2 separate regions of the Homo sapiens genome follow, and region 2 is linked to region 1. The links are chromatin loops, found by intact Hi-C in ENCODE. Cell type or tissue: PC-3. All regions are shown on one strand. Links, peaks and the distances in the headings refer to the core of each region. The heading gives the core; the rest is flanking DNA. Region 1 overlaps SRPK2 (SRSF protein kinase 2). Region 2 overlaps KMT2E (lysine methyltransferase 2E (inactive)).

Evidence for each region. A loop is a pair of places that touch in the nucleus more often than their neighbours do. Peaks named below come from ENCODE experiments on the same cell type or tissue, not always from the same donor. Only the 100,000 strongest peaks of a DNase experiment are listed, where the experiment ranks them.
Region 2: a loop joins it to region 1, with 3 times the contacts of the local background. A loop is called at or near these places in 1 of 110 quality-filtered maps.

The regions. Positions count from the first base shown.
Region 1 is chr7:105,217,674-105,222,076 of GRCh38, forward strand. All of the region lies in intron 2 of SRPK2 (SRSF protein kinase 2), which reads right to left. Among named protein-coding and RNA genes, the nearest start is that of SRPK2, 170 kb to the right of the region's middle. In PC-3, for the core only: no CTCF peak of the experiment used is centred there; DNase peaks (open chromatin) are centred at 748, 1,928 and 2,278; H3K4me3 peaks cover 2,088 bases; H3K27ac peaks cover 3,890 bases.
Region 2 is chr7:105,095,308-105,099,710 of GRCh38, forward strand. The region is part of intron 15 of KMT2E (lysine methyltransferase 2E (inactive)); the gene reads left to right. Among named protein-coding and RNA genes, the nearest start is that of KMT2E, 83 kb to the left of the region's middle. In PC-3, for the core only: no CTCF peak of the experiment used is centred there; DNase peaks (open chromatin) are centred at 1,194, 2,554 and 4,014; H3K27ac peaks cover 3,935 bases.

The DNA of each region.
Region 1 (4,403 bases), core at 119-4,118:
AGAGAATATTCCTTATTTACTTGTTCAAGAAATACTTACAAAGCTCAAACTATTTTACTGCTAAAATGAGAAAAAAATGAGTCTTTTCTCATGGTACCAGGAATCTAACAGATAGATCAGATAGAAATAAAAATTAGAGCATAAAACAAGGCAGAACGTAGCTTGATAACATTACTTCTTTAATTAACTCAAGGCATATTCAATGTATCCAATTTCCAGTCTCCTGTATAATTCCCAGGGGATACAATAGCAAAAACAAAACATGTGGAAAGGTATACATGTTCTCTCCAGCTGGCTGAGTGCCTAAAAATTCTCAAAGAAAGGAGAGAAAATTGAAGAGGCCTATGACGAAGAAAAAGGTGTCAATAGATCTAGCTAGGAAAGGGCGTTCTAGGCAGGAGGACATGATGGCCTGAGCAGGAGAAGGTATGGCAGCAAGAAAGGGCTCATCCACTTCTGCCGGCACACAAGGTACCCAAAGGAGAATATTGGCAGAAGTGCTAGAGAAAGGTTGAGACCAGATTTTGACACCCTGGGGTGAAGAATTTGAAGTTAATTTGCTAGGAAATAAAATGCTACACAAAGTTAAATCTATTTCTTTCGGAAGCTATAACACAATAGTTCTCAAATAGAACTATACAGCACAAACAAGTGGAAGTTTTTCAAAATGCAAAAGTGAGAATCAAGAGATTCTTCTGACTCAGTAGGTCAGGAATGTAGCCTGGGAGCATGTCACCAGGTGACTGATACACACCCATGGTTAAGAATCAATGCTCCAAGGAATCATTACCATCTCTAACGGGTGTCAACTGGCAATGCACTAACGTGAGTTTATGGTCCAAACACAAGTAAGGAAAGTAGATACAAATAGACGTAGGTAAAGAAAGGCAGATAGAAATAAGAATTTGTAATGGTCCAAAAGGTTTAATGAAAAGGACCTCCACTTATAATAAATGATGTTTCCTAAGAAGTTACTGCATGAATCAGTTTTCAATCACCTACTACAAGTGAAGTAAAACTAATTTTTAGTGAATTCTATTAAAATATAAATAATCATACCACAATGTATTTAGAGTTCCAACTCAGAAAAGCATGCCTAAGGGAGTTATAATTTAAGCATGACTGGGGACTGAGTGACACCTTAAATATGACTGATAAATCCTATTCATTTTTCTTTTCTCCTTCGTAGTTGAAAAGAAAAAGAAGAAAACCCCAAAGAACAAATAAAAGAAAAAAAATCAAGGAACAAGAAATTCAACAATTTTTTTTAAAAAAATAATGAGAATAGAGAAGAGATGACAACTAGAAAGAACATAAGCAGCTATAAGCAAAAGTGGCCGCAGAAATAGATACTGACCAGAAAACAGTCCACCCTGGGACCACAAGAGCTTCAGCACTACAACCAGGGGCGGGGGAGACATTCTGGGGGATGATGCTGGAGACACATAGCTTCGTTGGATGGAGTGGTCGGCGCATACTTCCCACACTCCCACACCTCCAGTGTAACCAGATCACAATCTTTTCCAAGGCAGAAGACGGAACATTTTGGAGACACTAGGCACAAGGATATATAGTACTGGGCTAAGAAACAGTCTTTATGATGAACAGTTAGAATCAGACCAGGATCTTAGTCTCCTTACTCCACTCTGCTCCCAGAACATATCCCCGGCTCATGTCTACGCCCTGGACAGGAATACGGAGACTTCTTCACTGGAGAAACTAAATAGCCCCACTCAGGCCAGGCCTATGTATCATTATAACAGAATTACTTTTTTCACCCTTCCCTTTAAAACTAATGATCTTCAAGAAGACTTATGTTTTACTCACTAGGTTCTGCTCCTATATGCAAGATCCTTTCAGGCTTTTAAGTGCTAGAAGCCACTCCCTGTTTACTAAGTATGACGTTAGCTATGTGCCTAAGAACAGACTGAGCCTTAGTCCCTACGTACTTAGTAGAGCTCCTTACTTAGACATTAAATAACAGATGTTGAATGAAAAATCACAAGTGAAAAAGTATATGCCTAATGCTTGGTAAACTATTTAAGCCTACAATCTAATACTCTGATTTCATAATCTGACAGTGATCATAAACTTTTAAAATGTTACTCAAATTTGCAGTATTTAAGAGTAATATTTCCTACTCATTTATTTTCCCAAAATATGTAGGTACCGTGTGAAAGCACACAAAATTCTGTTTATTTAGTGGAGATAATGTTTCTATGTATTAGGAGTTCATGAGTAAAGAATCTTGCTAATGACTCAGCCACAAACTGGTGGCAAGAACAGGCAAAAATTCCTAACCAGTGTACACCTGACTTAGAGCCATGTAAGCCAAATAGCCTATTCATCACTACTTAGTAGGGAGAAGTTTAAGAACTCAAATAGTATCTGACTTAATCATAAAAAATGAAATACGGTTTAATCAAGTGATTAATGTTTTTAAAATAAGCAGGCAAAAAACTAAACATAGGGAAAAATAATGCAGTTTAAATGTGGCTATAAAATAAATACTTTATATACAGAATAAGTAGTTTTGTTTTTCCTAATTCTTAGATCCACTTACGATTTTAACAGTCTAGCTTGTGCCGGGTGTGGTGGCTCACACCTGTAACCGGGAGGCGGAGGCGGGCAGATCACAGGGTCAAGAGATCGATACCAGCCTGGCCAACATGGTAAAATCCCATCTCTACTAAAAATACAAAAATTAGCTGGGCGTGGTGGCGCACACCTGTATCCCAGTTACTCAGGAAGCTGAGGCAGGAGAATCGCTTGAACCTGGGAGGCAGAGGTTGCAGTGAGCTGAGATCGCACCACTGCACTCCAGCCTGGCGACAGAGCGAGACTCCATCTCAAAAAAGAAAAAAAGAGTTAATACAAGTGTTCAAAAACTCAAATTTAAATTGTAAAAGAACTAACATTAAGAAAAAAAGTCTAGCTTGTCATACTTAGCTAAAACAAAGTCTTTCAATCATTTATTAGTATATGAAACAAACCACCAAAAGAATCTAAAACTAGCATACCATTTACCACTCCAGTTGAATGTCACTATATTGTTTTCACTAAGACTCACTTTAACCATTTTTTTTTTCCATCAAGACATCCAGACCCCCAGCCCTGATTTGATGTCATCCCAGGATGTGTCTCATTTGTTTCAGAAGCCATCTTGAATTGTTTAAAATGTTTTAAAGGTTTCCCTTTACAATAGTCTAATCCTTTCAAAAAGTGGGGTCAGGGGCAGGAAGAGCTATACAATAATTTTTTGGTACTGGAGGTAAATAAGAGTAGAAAATGAAAAAATAAATTATAAATCATTACTTCAAAAAATATTAGCAGTATTTATTTGGCAGAATCAGAAAATAAAGTTCATGTGAGCTAACTGGTCTAATAAAAAGGTTTACTAAACCCACACACCAGTTTTCGACAAAAATCTCTAAAACATATTACGGATATTCCTCAACTCACGATGAGGAATATCCAAAACACCCTTCATAAAGTTGAAAAATCCTAAGTCAAGTCATTATGAGGGACTTGTATCTGCTGTTGCCATTATACGCTTGTCTTTACTAACTAAATAATATTTCACTCCTGTCACTAGAATTTGAAAAGTACAGAGTAGTAGTTAAAGGCATAGTCTTAAAAGTTGAGAGCTTGGTTTAAGTTCCAGCTCCATCAGTTATAAACCCTGTGGCTTTGAGCGAGTGATACCCACTTTTCTCACCAATCTTATTCTTTCTCCAGCTACAACAGTCCTCATGCCCTTCTTGAATCCAGACAAGAATCTACACTGCCTGATGATCTGGTTTACGAAAGCCTGTACATTTTTTCTGGGATTTCAAACCAATATCACACCAACGCCAAATGCTACTTTGGCCCCAACCATACCTATTTGCCAAGGTCAGCATCACGGAGCATTCTGTCACTACTGCCTCAATTTCCATCCCTGAAACAAGATGCTGCTTTTTTCTGTGGTGTCTCCCTTATATAACCCCCTGTCCACAACAGTCCTAACCATATCCTTTGCCATCTATCTGTGGCGCCACATCCCTCTCCCCACTCAACCCATCTTCCTTTTTAACAGAGCCAACTTTCCAAAATTAACATACAACTGGTGATTTTTCTGCTTGAAAAGTAGTATTTATTTTTCTTCGGATTACCAAAATAATATTTGTTCATTATCTGTAAATCACAGGGCTATAAACAAACTAATTCTTTACAGCCCTAGTATCCACAGATAAACCAAAATAACTCCATTTATTTCCTCTCAATTTTTACCCAGATATAATTTGAGATCCCTCTTTTCATAAACATCTTCTCCTATCATTAAAAACACTGTAAAATATCACTTTAGCAGGCACTTCATCATACACGTCTACCAAAACTACTGAACCATTCCTTTGTTTCCA
Region 2 (4,403 bases), core at 329-4,328, 120 kb before region 1:
GGACCTTTTGAGTAGGGTTTAACCAAATACAGGTTAGCTTATGACAAAGTTTCATGGAATGTATTTTTCCAGGGGGAAATCTTGGAGAGAGCTGTAAATATATTTGGTTGGGATTATAGGCTGTTTTTGGAGGAGGAGAGGGCTACTAGGGAGATAAAGTTGGCTATAGGTCACACAAAATACTCAGGGATGAAGATTTCATGAAAGAATATTTATGTGGCCAAGATGGAAGGCCTTTTCATTTCCAGTTCCATTACCTCTACCCCTTTTGGCCTTTTGGATTTTTCTTTTATGAACATTTTCTTTTTCCATCCATGATATTTTGTCTTTTTTATCCTTAAGAAGTCGTTACCTGCTTTTACAAAAGCAAATTTGTGGCTAAGTTATGTGGAACTGCATGGTTATTGTACGTTAGGAAAATCTTACCATAAGCCCAGTAGACTGAAATACAGTAGACTGTTTATACTCACTAGATTCCAAAAACCAGGGCACTACTGAGTGTCCTCCTAGTATATTTGTGGAGGTGGGGCTAGATGGCTGTAATCTTCTCATATAAACAGTACATGTGGAAGGGGATTAGATACTGGGGGGTATACCTGTAGCTTAAAGTGATCATTTTAAAAGCAGCAAACTTCTGAAAGATTTAAATACTAAAAGAGACTTGTTGCTGGGCTTGGTGGCTCACGCCTGCAACCCCAGCACTTTGGGAGGCCAAGGTGGGTGGATCACTTGAGTCCACGAGTTCGAGACCAGACTGGGTGACATGGCAAAACTCCATCTCTACTAAAAATACAAAAATTAGCCAGGCATGGTGGCACATGCCTATAATCCCAGCTACTTGGGAGGCTGAGGCATGAGAACCACTTGAACCCAGAAGAGGAGGCTGCAGTGAGCCAAGATGGCATCACTGCACTCCAGCCTGGGTGACAGTGAAAGGCTCAAAAAAAAAAAAAAAAAAAAAAAAGACACTTCCTCCCCCATTTATAATGGCATGAAAACTGTCTCCTTTGTAGTTTTAAAATATTTCCAAAATAATTTTTCATAACCCTCATAATGTACTTTGGGAATACAATCTTGGTAATATTTGATGGCCTATATTATCAGATTGCTTAAAATTGAGTCCACAGAAGATGATTCAGTGTGGTCTTCATATTTAAAAGGACGGACATTTGAGAAACGGTGAAAGGGTATGACAAGGAAGTCACGTAGGCAAGAGATTCCTGGACTTGTCAAGCAGGTATTATAGTCTAGTCTGGAATTTTTATACCACCACAACATAAACTTCATGAGGGAAAAAACTTTCAGTTTTATTCATTGTTGTAGCCCTAGCTCCTAGGGGAATAAAAAATGGTGGGCAAAAAAGTAGACCATCAATAAATGAGCTAACTGAATGTTTATAACAACCACTTGAGGAAAGATAGACAGACAGATACAGGCCCATGAATGTGAACTGAATGAAGCTTCCCTGTAGTTCAGGTAATGGATGATCTGGAGGCCTTGCCCTGAATTGTGCAGGATTCCCCACAATTTTCTCGGCTTTCATCCTTCACATCAAGTATTCCACGCAAGTATAATTTGAGATGCTTTGTGAAAAAGAGCCGTGACCAGTTTACTGTGATGAGCACTATACTATATTCTTCCTTTTCAGATTACCAGTGTACATGTGTTTAAAAACTTGACACAATTGTCAGATTTTCCTAAACTTGTATACCCTTGCAGTTTCTTGTGGATAACACCTTTGACCCCCACAGAGTGTTATTCAGTGGAACAGACTCTGTGGGAAAACACTGCAGAATCCATGCTGTTACTAAATGTCTCTAGGAAAACTTGACTGACTTCATTTAGAAAATCACTTTAGAATATGCAATGCTTTAATAATAAAATAGGATAAGTTTGTTGCCAGAAAAGTCATCTGGTGACAGGATTTGAGATGTTATCCAACTCCCTGTTCTGTCCTCCGTTGATGCTGATTTTTTTTGTAAGGTCCTGTTTTCTCTAATTGTAGAGACTGGGAATTTTATTTCTAAAGATAAGTAATTAATGACATTGTGGTGTTAGTGAAAGGGAACCTGTTTATTATTTTTTTCATTTTTTTTGAGACGGAGTCACACTCCGTTGCCAGGCCTGGAGTGCAGTGGCACAATCTTGGCTCACCGCAACCTCTGCCTCCCGGGTTCAAGTGATTCTCCTGCCTCAGCCTCCCAAGTAGCTGGGATTACAGGTGCCCACCACCACGCCTGGCTAATTTTTTGTATCTTTAGTAGAGATGGGGTTTCACCATGTTGGCCAGGCTGGTCTTGAACTCCTGACCTTGTGATGATCCACCCACCTCTGCCTCCCAAAGTGCTGGGATTACACGCGTGAGCCACTGTGCCCAGCCACCTATTTTTATTAGGTACTCAGTTCAAACAAAATGAGGTTAATCAGCTTTAACTGCCTTCTAATAAATTCAAGATTTCCAAAATTGTTGAAATGCTTCCAGTTAGTTACATGTCTTTAAGTAACGTGATACGTGCTTGACATAATGTACACATGGTTCTTACTCATTTAAAAACAATGTGAGTGCTTGCCATTTGAGATATCGGATGAGCAAAGAAGGAAAGGTCACTGCTCTGGAAAAGCTTTCGTAGAGAATGGGGTAGAGGAAATAACAAACGAGTATCAAAATAATAAAGAGTGCCATGAGTATAAATTCCATCATCACATGATAGAGGAAATGGAGACACCACACAAGCCATACGTGTTATTTTGGAATGATTTTTATTAGTAACAAATAATCTTACCCATCTTTTTAGATTTATAAGTTTATCTTTGTTATATAAAAGGGTAACAAGTTTTTTTGAGCAAGGAATCATTTAATTTCTCTATTTCAAGACCAAAGAAGAATAGGGTGATTTTGTAGGTGGGCTCTGGCTTTCCTTTTCCTATTTTTTTTTTTTTTTTTAGATAAAGACAGGGCCTCGCTCTGTTGCCCAAACTGGAGTGCAGTGGTATGACCAATAGCTTACTGCAGCCTCCAACTCCTGGACTCAAGCAATCCTCCTGCCTCAGTGTCTGGAGTAGCCAGAACTACAGGTGCATGCTACCATGTTCCACTAATTTTTTTGTTTGTTTCCTGAGACAGAGTCTTGCTTTGTCACCTGGCTGGAGTGCAGTGGCGCAATCTCAGCTTACTGCAACCTCCACCTCCCTGGTTTAAGTGATTCTCCTGCCTCAACCTCCTGAGTAGCTGGGACTACAGGCGCGTGCCACACCTGGCTAATTTTTGTTTTTTTAGTAAAGACAGGGTTTCACCATGTTGGCCAGGATGGTCTTGATCTCTTGACCTCATGATCCACCCTCCTCGGCCTCCCAAAGTGCTGGGATTACAGGCATAATAAACCACTGCGCCCAGCCTAAATTTTTTTGTGGAGATGGGAGTCTTGCTTTGTGATGGGGATATTATTAAGCAGACTGCTTATAGGAAATTACAATGCTTGGTATTTACTCTTGGAAAACCATAAACTAAGACATATGTCATAAAAACAATGTATAGATTTCATGGGAAATCTATCGAGTTTAGATTATATAGCACAGGTGTTAGGGGCTATGGAAAGTCTGCAGGGGTTAATTAGGAATCCTAATTTCTCTATCTCCAGAGTCAGCTCTAACTACCTCAAAGAATAAAACTTATTTTTCAGTTAGAGCTATAAAATGGGAGGCAAATTTTGTCTTTAAATAGGTACCATATACATGGCTGTGTCAAAGAATGTACTGTATGTAATGGTGACTAGAAAAGCTGAATGATGTATGACCTTTAAGAAATTAAAAATAAATGTAGAAAATCAGGCACGTTTATGTTCCAAAATATTTGTGTATTTTAAGATAAAGCTAGGTCTAAAGCTGTTAGGAAATGTTTAGTGCTTAAGCTTTATTCTTACCCAGCTGTAGTAATGTAGGAAGAGTTTTGCTTTATGTAGCGGCAGTAATTGGAAAGAAGAGTAATACAGAAACCAGGAAACCTGCATAACCTGCATAGTAATTATGGCTCTGCTTTTGAATGAGTCACTTAATACACATGGGCTTTGGTTTCTTCAGCAGTATTGGACCACATTATTTTTTAAGATCCTGATCAACTCTAGAAGATTATGAACCATCTCTAAATACAGGATTTTGCTCTGACTATAAATTAGCTGTAGTGTTTACAGGGGAGTTTGATTTTTTAATTGAATGTTTATATCATATAGTTTTATCTCTGACCAAAACAAGAAAATATTTCTTGTATCCCAAACAAGAAAATATTGGACTATGTCAGACTCTGTTGGCATAAATTCATATTTACCTTACAACACCCAGGATAATCATACTACAAAAAATATCTTCCTTGGGTGCCCACCTGTGGGTAGTTTTTTATTTTACACATA